Regions from separate parts of the Homo sapiens genome. Here all the other regions are linked to region 1. A link is a contact called in ENCODE Hi-C or POLR2A ChIA-PET data. All regions are on one chromosome and are shown on one strand. The core of a region is the stretch at or near the end of the contact, and the rest is flanking DNA. Distances in the headings are between cores, read along the strand shown. Region 1 holds the start of LINC02427 (long intergenic non-protein coding RNA 2427). Region 2 holds the start of MYL12BP2 (MYL12B pseudogene 2). Region 3 holds the start of LINC02362 (long intergenic non-protein coding RNA 2362).

What was found. A loop is a pair of places that touch in the nucleus more often than their neighbours do. ChIA-PET counts read pairs that join two places held with the same protein, here RNA polymerase II (POLR2A). Pooled maps may share reads with other maps.
Region 2: a loop to region 1 is called in a map of B cell, with 9 times the contacts of the local background. The contact joins the promoter of MYL12BP2 here to the promoter of LINC02427 in region 1. A Hi-C loop is called at or near these places in 9 of 168 maps with a recorded cell type or tissue (B cell, CD4-positive, alpha-beta T cell, CD4-positive, alpha-beta memory T cell and 6 more), 35 of 37 single-sample maps with no recorded cell type and 18 of 50 pooled maps. POLR2A ChIA-PET finds 5 or more read pairs at or near these places in 8 of 52 experiments (B cell, GM12878, OCI-LY7 and 5 more).
Region 3: a map of PC-9 shows a loop between it and region 1 (11-fold over the local background). The contact joins the promoter of LINC02362 here to the promoter of LINC02427 in region 1. A Hi-C loop is called at or near these places in 42 of 168 maps with a recorded cell type or tissue (A673, B cell, Calu3 and 27 more), 36 of 37 single-sample maps with no recorded cell type and 40 of 50 pooled maps. POLR2A ChIA-PET finds 5 or more read pairs at or near these places in 7 of 52 experiments (AG04450, CD4-positive, alpha-beta T cell, GM12878 and 4 more).

Annotation. Positions count from the first base shown.
Region 1 is chr4:184,536,309-184,538,859 of GRCh38, forward strand. It overlaps LINC02427 (long intergenic non-protein coding RNA 2427), which reads right to left and starts at 1,275. Exons shown (of 3, transcript NR_147158.1): 1 at 1,194-1,275. RefSeq lists enhancers at 1,006-1,215, 1,286-1,615.
Region 2 is chr4:184,313,064-184,315,614 of GRCh38, forward strand. It overlaps MYL12BP2 (MYL12B pseudogene 2), which reads right to left and starts at 1,266. Exons shown (of 3, transcript XM_047416561.1): 1 at 1,242-1,266; 2 at 897-1,085. The coding sequence starts at 1,266. RefSeq lists enhancers at 757-1,258, 1,177-1,446, 1,577-1,736.
Region 3 is chr4:184,381,033-184,383,583 of GRCh38, forward strand. It overlaps LINC02362 (long intergenic non-protein coding RNA 2362), which reads right to left and starts at 1,274. Exons shown (of 6, transcript NR_125934.1): 1 at 1,102-1,274. RefSeq lists enhancers at 1,483-1,572, 2,046-2,551.

The sequences.
Region 1 (2,551 bases), core at 25-2,524:
GGCTCAAAGATAATAAATGCTAAAGGAAAGCAGGCTAGGGGAACGGGAAGAGAGAATATTAGGGAAGATGTACACGTGTGTAGGACTGCAATTTTAAATGTTAGGAAAACATAATATTTGAGCAAAGACTTTCTGGGGTATGAGGGTTAGTTTTATGTGTCAACTTGGCTAGGCTATTATTAATTATTATTATTTAATTAAATTATTTAATCAAACACTAATCTAGCTGTTACTGTGAAGGTATTTTGTAGATGCGGTCTGCTTTGAACGGCATTTCTAGCGGCCCTGGCCTTGTATTACACTGGACACTCTACTGATTACCAACTCACTCACTTTTGGGAGACTGTGGGGTTTAGGAACTATGTTGACATACTTTATTTTGAACTGCCTTCACAAAAACTGACAAGCAGGGAGGACCGGTAATATCACCCTTATTTTACAGACAAGAAACTAAGACTCAAAGAGGGAGACTAACCTGTAAGAGATAACAGAATAAATAGCAGAGCTGGGTGTCAGGCCACCATCCTATCCTTCTTGACAATATACTGGAAAGGAATTTGCAATCACTTCTAACTGCTCACCTTCCAGCCACCATTCACTCTTCAACCATTTCAATCTGACACACCCCCTAACTCAGATGTTTTGCTTTTTTAGGGGGGTGAGGTGGGGACTGTAGTTTTCCATGAATTACATACATTAAGGGTGTCTGTCAGTCAAGCGGCGCCTTAAGGAGATGTCTCATTCCCCCAGGCTACTGTCTTCAGAACAAACACATTAACCAAAACCAGTGAAAAGAACATGATAAGAATCCCGGGCCCAAGGATTACAAAGTACACAGCTCAGAACAATCTCTAAAGGAAGCACGCAGGGTAAAATACCCAACAGCCTCCTCTACGTTCCTCTAAATTTCCCACTGAAATCCCTTAAAGAGAAAACATTCACCACTACAATAATATCCAAGATTGTCAGCCTATCCCACAGTCTGGGAGGGATTCCTACAACTCCAAGGACGATGTGACCAAGGACAACAGCCAGCAGGAACCACCTGTGCTGGGCCCCCGCAGCGAGGGGCAAACACCTCTCTCCCGGTTCAGAGAAGCAAGATCTGTGCCCAACAAAAAACTAGACAGCCGTCTCTCTCTGTGGTGCCTGCTGCTTTTTTGTGAAAGAAAAACATAAGCTGTTCCCAATACCTTCCCAAGCAGCCGACAAACGAGGGCTCTTCCGCCTTAAACTTTCCCCATACCGGGCGGAGCCCCAAGCCACAGGAAACCTCCAGCAGGAAGTCGGGCTGCCAGGGCGGTGGCGGGCGCGGTGCATCCTGGGAGTTGTAGTCCGTTCTCGGAGGCGCAGGCGCAGTGGTGAAGGCGGGGAGCTGGGGGCAGCACCGCAGAGGATTGTACTTTTTCCTGAATGATACAGTCCTCCTTCCACATCCTTGGGGAATTGGTTCCAGGACCTGTGCTGATACCAAATCCGGAATGCTCAAGTCCCTGATATAAAATGGCGTAATATTTGCATATCGCCTACGCACATCCTCCGTGTACTTTAAATCTTCTCTGGATTATTTCTAATACCTAATGCAATGTAAATAATTGTTATACTGTGTTGTTTAGGGAATAATGGTAAGGAAAAGTCTGTACGTGTTCAGTACAGATGCAATTTATTAAAGGATATTTTCGATTCCTGGTTGATTGAATCCATCGGTGGGGAACACTGTGGATACCGAGGGCCAAATGTATGAGGGTGTCGAAAAAAAGTCAGGGGGTGCCGTTAGGAGACCTCGTTTCACAGAGGGAGGGTGATCTGATGAATGTCGGCCGCACAGGAAGACTTGGCTTGGAAACGGGTGTCGGCCTCCGTCCAGTCTCAGATCTGAAATGGACTGAGATAGCCCCCAAGTGGACAGAGTGGGGTGAAGAATAACCCACACGATCTACAAACGGGACTGTGGAACTGTGACAAAACGTCGTAGAATCAAGGAAGGCGAGCCGACGCAGACTCAGAGAAAGAACAAACCTCAGAGTCATCTACCTTATAAATAGAACTTTTTAAAAAATTTTTGGCTTCTTCAAAAACTATCCCCCCAAAAAAAACAACAACAAAAAGCACCAACGCATATTATATATTAGGACTTGTAGGCAAATGAACGTATGGCACAGTCTGGACTCATATACATCAAAATGTTAAAATTAGTCTTCTTTGGATGAGAGTGTTGCATTTTATAAAACTTATGTGTATTTTCCTCATTGTTTACAAAGATGAAATAATTTTTTGGTTTGAAATAAGTATAAAGAAAAACACATAGAGCAATTTTTAAACACCTTGGTATCTACGACAAAGTTTTATCATATTTACTTCAGATCCTTCCTCTCTTCCTTCCTTCCTTCCTCCCTGTTTCTTTCTAGAAAAGAAAAGAAAACCAAAAAAATTATGGCCGTGCACGATTGCTCATACCTGTAATCCCAGCACTTTGGGAGGCCGAGCCGGGCGGATCACAAGGTCAAGAGTTCAAGACCATCCTGGCCAACATGGTGAAACCCCGTCTCTA
Region 2 (2,551 bases), core at 16-2,515, 220 kb before region 1:
AGAAACAGAGGAAACAAAGCACAGTGGACTATTTGTGTACCTTCAAGTAATGTGCTGGGAGAGAAGCTGGGACCAGTCGTGAGGGATCTGGTAAAACCTGCCGAGTCTGGGAACCAATGAATGAACTTATTAGGTGGGTCCTAGAAATTTTTCTCTGGCAAACTGAGGATACATTTCAGGGGGTTATGAATCACCACCAGCATGCTCTCTGCTCTTCATGGACATCAGAAGCTGGGGGAAAGCTTTCTTTGTGAGCCCCCAGCCTCAAGGGCAGGCAGTTCCTGGGCTGAGCCTCACTGGTGAAGCCTTTATGTGTGATGCGGGAACTGCCCACACACCAACTCCTGTTTTGCCCTTTTAATGGGCAGCATATCTCCTCAGAAGATGTGCCGCATGACCATTTTTGAGCCCACACCATCTTCACCCTCCTAGAATCTGCCTCTGATTCTTGGAATTTGGGGAAAACCACAGGTTTTTCATCATTTCTCAAAACTACTAGTTTGCAGCAGCAGTTCTGTGAAGGTGGGGAAGAAGCTGAGGACACCGGTGCCATGTTTCTGTTCTTATTCACATTTCTCTGTTCTCTGAAAGCAAAATAATGCAAAGCTATAAAGACCATCAGGGAGAATCAGAGCACAGACAGGATTCCAAAGGATGGAGGCTGCCCCCGACAAAACCCCTCCCCAAAGTGGGGAGGGGGCAGAGAAGAGGCCCCAAGATGCCAGGTGCTTCCCTCTGCAGCACAAGACACACTATGGGGTCTGCGCAAAGACAAAACATCGATTTGGGTGCAGTCTTCTTGGTCTCATTATTTTTATCATCTCTCAGAGGATGTGTGGTTGTCCCGATTGCTGTGCTCAGGACAGGAAGGGAAAGCAGAGGCTAACATAACTCACCCGGTCTGCAGGACAGAGGAGGAGAGCAGGCTGAAGGCCTATCCACCTCTGCACGCATCAGGCGGCTTCTGCATCCTGAGACACCCTTCCTGAATCGACACTTGGGCCCAGCCTGGCACTGGGCCCCATAGACGCCAATTAGATGGACGTGGTCTCCACACTGCAGGTGTTCACAGTACTCACTTGCTCCTGCAGACCCCAAATGCCAGAGAACTCATTTGCTGACCTTTAGCTGATGACAGGGGCTGGAGTTGACATTTGTATCAACCCACTGCATGCCTCAATGGGTCACCCTTCTGTGAGCAGGTGCTTCAGAGGCACAGCAGGACAGTCCTGGAGGCTCACCACAAAGCAGGGCCACCACACGCATGGGGAGAACTAGAAACCGATGACTTGGAATTTCCCTGCTGTTCTGGGTGGGCTTTGATGGGCTTTGCTCTGACTTCCTCTCTTAGACCTCTGGGCAGTGTTGCTACTGACGCAATAGAAATCAAGCATCCTGTTTCACTCCAGCAGAGGCTGCATTGCAGCAATGAGGGGTGTTTGCCCCATACCCAGAGAGGTGCTTCTGGGGAGCGAAGGCCCATAGCAAATGGGCAGCTAGCACATCAGGCCCAGGAGTCTGCTGCGTTGCAGAAGCTGCTGAAGTGTTGGCCCTGCCCACCTCCCAGGACACCTGTGGGAATGCGGGAATTCCACAAATTATGGATTCTAAGCCCCAGGAGATTTAAAAGGAAGGGAGAGGGAGAGAATGAGAATCGATGCTCTATTATTTGATGAGTTTGTAGGCGAGTGTGTGAGAGCAGAATGTTGAGACAAGACTTTCAACTTCGATGTAAGGAATATCTATTAAGCCCCTGCTGTGTGCCGGGGCTGTGTGTGATGCCTAAAGAACAATTGGCAACAGCCTCTCAAGGTGTGTGTGTGTGTGTGTGTGTGTGTGTGTGTGTGTGTGTGTGTGTTAGCGGCAGGTATATATCACAAGTTCAAAAGGGAGTGTCATAATTGTATTAAAGAGAAAAAACTACCACTGCTGGATTTAGAGTTATGAGATCTGGGTTTGAGTCCTGGTTCTACTTATCAGCTGCTTCCTTGAGTGTCCTCTCTATAGAATAGGGATCATAGCTCTTCCGAACATCACAGGGTTTGGGAAGGTAGAAAAAAGAAAAGGGATGCAAAAACACGTGGGGAAAAGGAACGTGGTTCCACAGCAAGAGTGGGCCCTCGTGTAAACTATGAGCTTTGGGTGATAATGGTGCATCAACATAGGCTCCTCACTTGTAAGGGTCAGACCCCTCCGGTGCCAGATATCGACAGCGGGGAGGCTGTGTGTGTGGGAGCAGCGAGGAACTCCCCGGACTTTCTGCTCAATTTTGCTCCAAACAAAAAATGGCTCTTAAAAAAGAAGTAAATTCAAAAGAAAAAAGATATAAAAATACATAATCCATTTGAAAAAATTACAATCATTAAAAAAGAAAAAAAGGAAAATGGAAAACTACTATAGACATGGTTTGAGTTGATATAAAGCTTTGATAGAAAGGCACAAAGAAAATGGCCTAAGAGTTGAAAGCCCAGTGAAATCACAGCTCACGAGGGGTACTTGAGAGAAACTAGGGGAGAAAGTTTTAAGACACAGTCTCCAGCAGAATGGGCTG
Region 3 (2,551 bases), core at 24-2,523, 160 kb before region 1:
GTGGCTCTGTTTTATGAATATGTTGAAATATTCCCAATTTCAAAATTGCTGAGTCAAAATGTCATGAATCCCAGGATCTAGTGGGAATTATAATGCAAACTGGTCCACAAGGGAAACTGTATCAACGGCCAGAATGAAGCAAATTAGAATCACTTCAATAATCAAAAGTTAATGTAATTCTACTGGGTGGCTTTATAAAGCTTAAAAAGTTTGTTTGAATCTATGTTGTTTAAAAAACAAAATTGGCCAGCCACGGTGGCTCACACCTATAATCCCAGCACTTTGTGAGGCTGAGGCGGGTGGATCACTTGAGCTCGGGAGTTTGAGATAAGCCTGGGCAACATGGTGAAACTCTGTCTCTACAAAAAACATACAAAAAAATTAGCTGGGCATGGTGGCATGCACCTGTATTCCCAGCTACTACTCAGGAGGCTGAGGTGGGAGGATGGCTTGAGCCCAGGAGGCAGAGGTTGCAGTGAGCCTGCACTCCAGCCTGGGTGACAGAACAAGACCCTGTCTTAAAAAACAAAAATCAAATTGAATTAACTGCCAGCAGGTTTATATCCCCTTCAACTTCTACCAGAAAGGAATAAATTCTCAGCTCCTTTTATGCCACTTGACAACAGAATGAGGCTTGCTCAAAAAAGGGATAGCTCAGAGAAGGAAAGACTAATTTTAGCTATATAGAAACTGGGGTCACATGTCTGAGCTCTGACAGCCTCAGTGGTCAAATCTTGAATTCATGGAAGTCTGGGAGAAGATGGGTACTTTGGAATCAGTGCTCCAAAATATGGATCTTAGCTATTTTATATGCAGATGGTGTGGCTGATATAACTGAGTGCTTGCAATGTACTTCATACTTTACATTATCTTATCTAATTCTCACCTTGCAAGTAAGGTGTCAATACCCCCATTTTATATGTTGAGAAACTTTTTCTCATAGATACAAAGAGATGTGCCCAAAGTCGTCAGCAAATAAGAGCAGACTGAACCCAGGTTTATCTGATTTCAAAAAACGTATTCTCTTCCCACTACATATGTTGCTTTCCCAACTACTCTGGAAGGTATGGGATGCAGATTTCATTCTCTGGATATTCTTACCTTGGATTTTTCACTCCCTTTGGTATTCCTGGCAGGTTTCCTGAGGTGTGACAGACATCCTGAAGAGGCACTCAGCACCCATTCTCAACTCCTTCTGGAGTGTCTTCCTCTACTGCAGAGGCGGGAACTCTGAGAGCCATTTTTCCAGTCTCACTTGCAGCTGGGGTTCTAACTGTGAATTAGGTTCAACCAATTATATGCATTTGCAAGAGATTTGGAAGTCAGAATGGAGGCAGAAGCCACTTCCTACTGATTGGCTGTAAACACTGGCAAGCATGATTGTGGTAACACCGGGGCTTTCTGAAGCCATGTCTCAAAGTTCAGCCACTGATTGCATGGGTGTCGAGAGACATTAAAGTGGTGGTGACAGAACTTTCTAATGAACAGATTTCAGCTAAAACAATGTGTCTTCGGAGTCACTATTCCCAGTGACAGGCTCCTGATTTCCTCCCTTTACGGTGGTGGCAGATGTGGAAGCACCCGCAAGCCGGCTCCTCCAGCCTTCCCAACGACGTTGTAAACACCTGCTTCTCTCTAGACAATGACTTTCTGCTTAAAATAGCTGGCGTGGTTTTTGCTTCCTGCAACTAAGCCCCATTGATATATGCTGTTTTCCTTCTTTCCCTCTAACTGCTGGTTTTCACAACAGCCAACCCCGCAATCGATCCTTTAAGCTCTAAAATGAAAGCCTTGAATATCTTCATCACTCCATATCCTGCTTTGTTTTTCTCCATAGCAGTGATTGTCACCCAAAGATTATTTTTATTATTTGTTGATTGTCCACCTTACTAGGATTTAAGCTCCATTAGAACAGATACTTTGTTTTGTTCACTTCTGTGACAACTCTCTGACATTTAGAAGAGTACTAGAAAATAGCAGGAATTCAGTACATAGGGTTGAATGAACGAAATCTACCTTTCTTAACCAAACACCACATTAAATTCATGCATTAATAGGGTCATCGACAAGATATCCTCAATAACACCTCCTCATGAAACATTTACCTGGGTTTTAAAAATCCTCCAAAAACACAAAATATCATTTGTGCTATGTAACTCAGCATTACATTTAGGTGACATCCCCTCCCAGTTTGCCTGAGACGTTCCTGGTTTTAGCACTAAAAGCCCCATGTTCATGAGAATCCCCTCAGTTCTGGGCAAAAAGATGATTGGTTATCCTAATTAAATATCTTAGTTGCTGAGAAAGGCACTGTAATTACATTACTTTAGATCAATTTTGCAAATAAAAGTTTGAAGACACAAATCCACCTGTGGTCTCCTTCCCATATCAGCTGTGTTGCACAGGATCCCCGGAACCATCAGGTAAAATCCAAGCAATGGCTTTGGGTTGTATTTTATGTTTTTTACTAAAATTTCTATTGCTTGTACCCTGAATATTTCAGAGCTGAGCCTGTGAAATCTTTTCTGCATCTCAGTTACATTCGAAACAT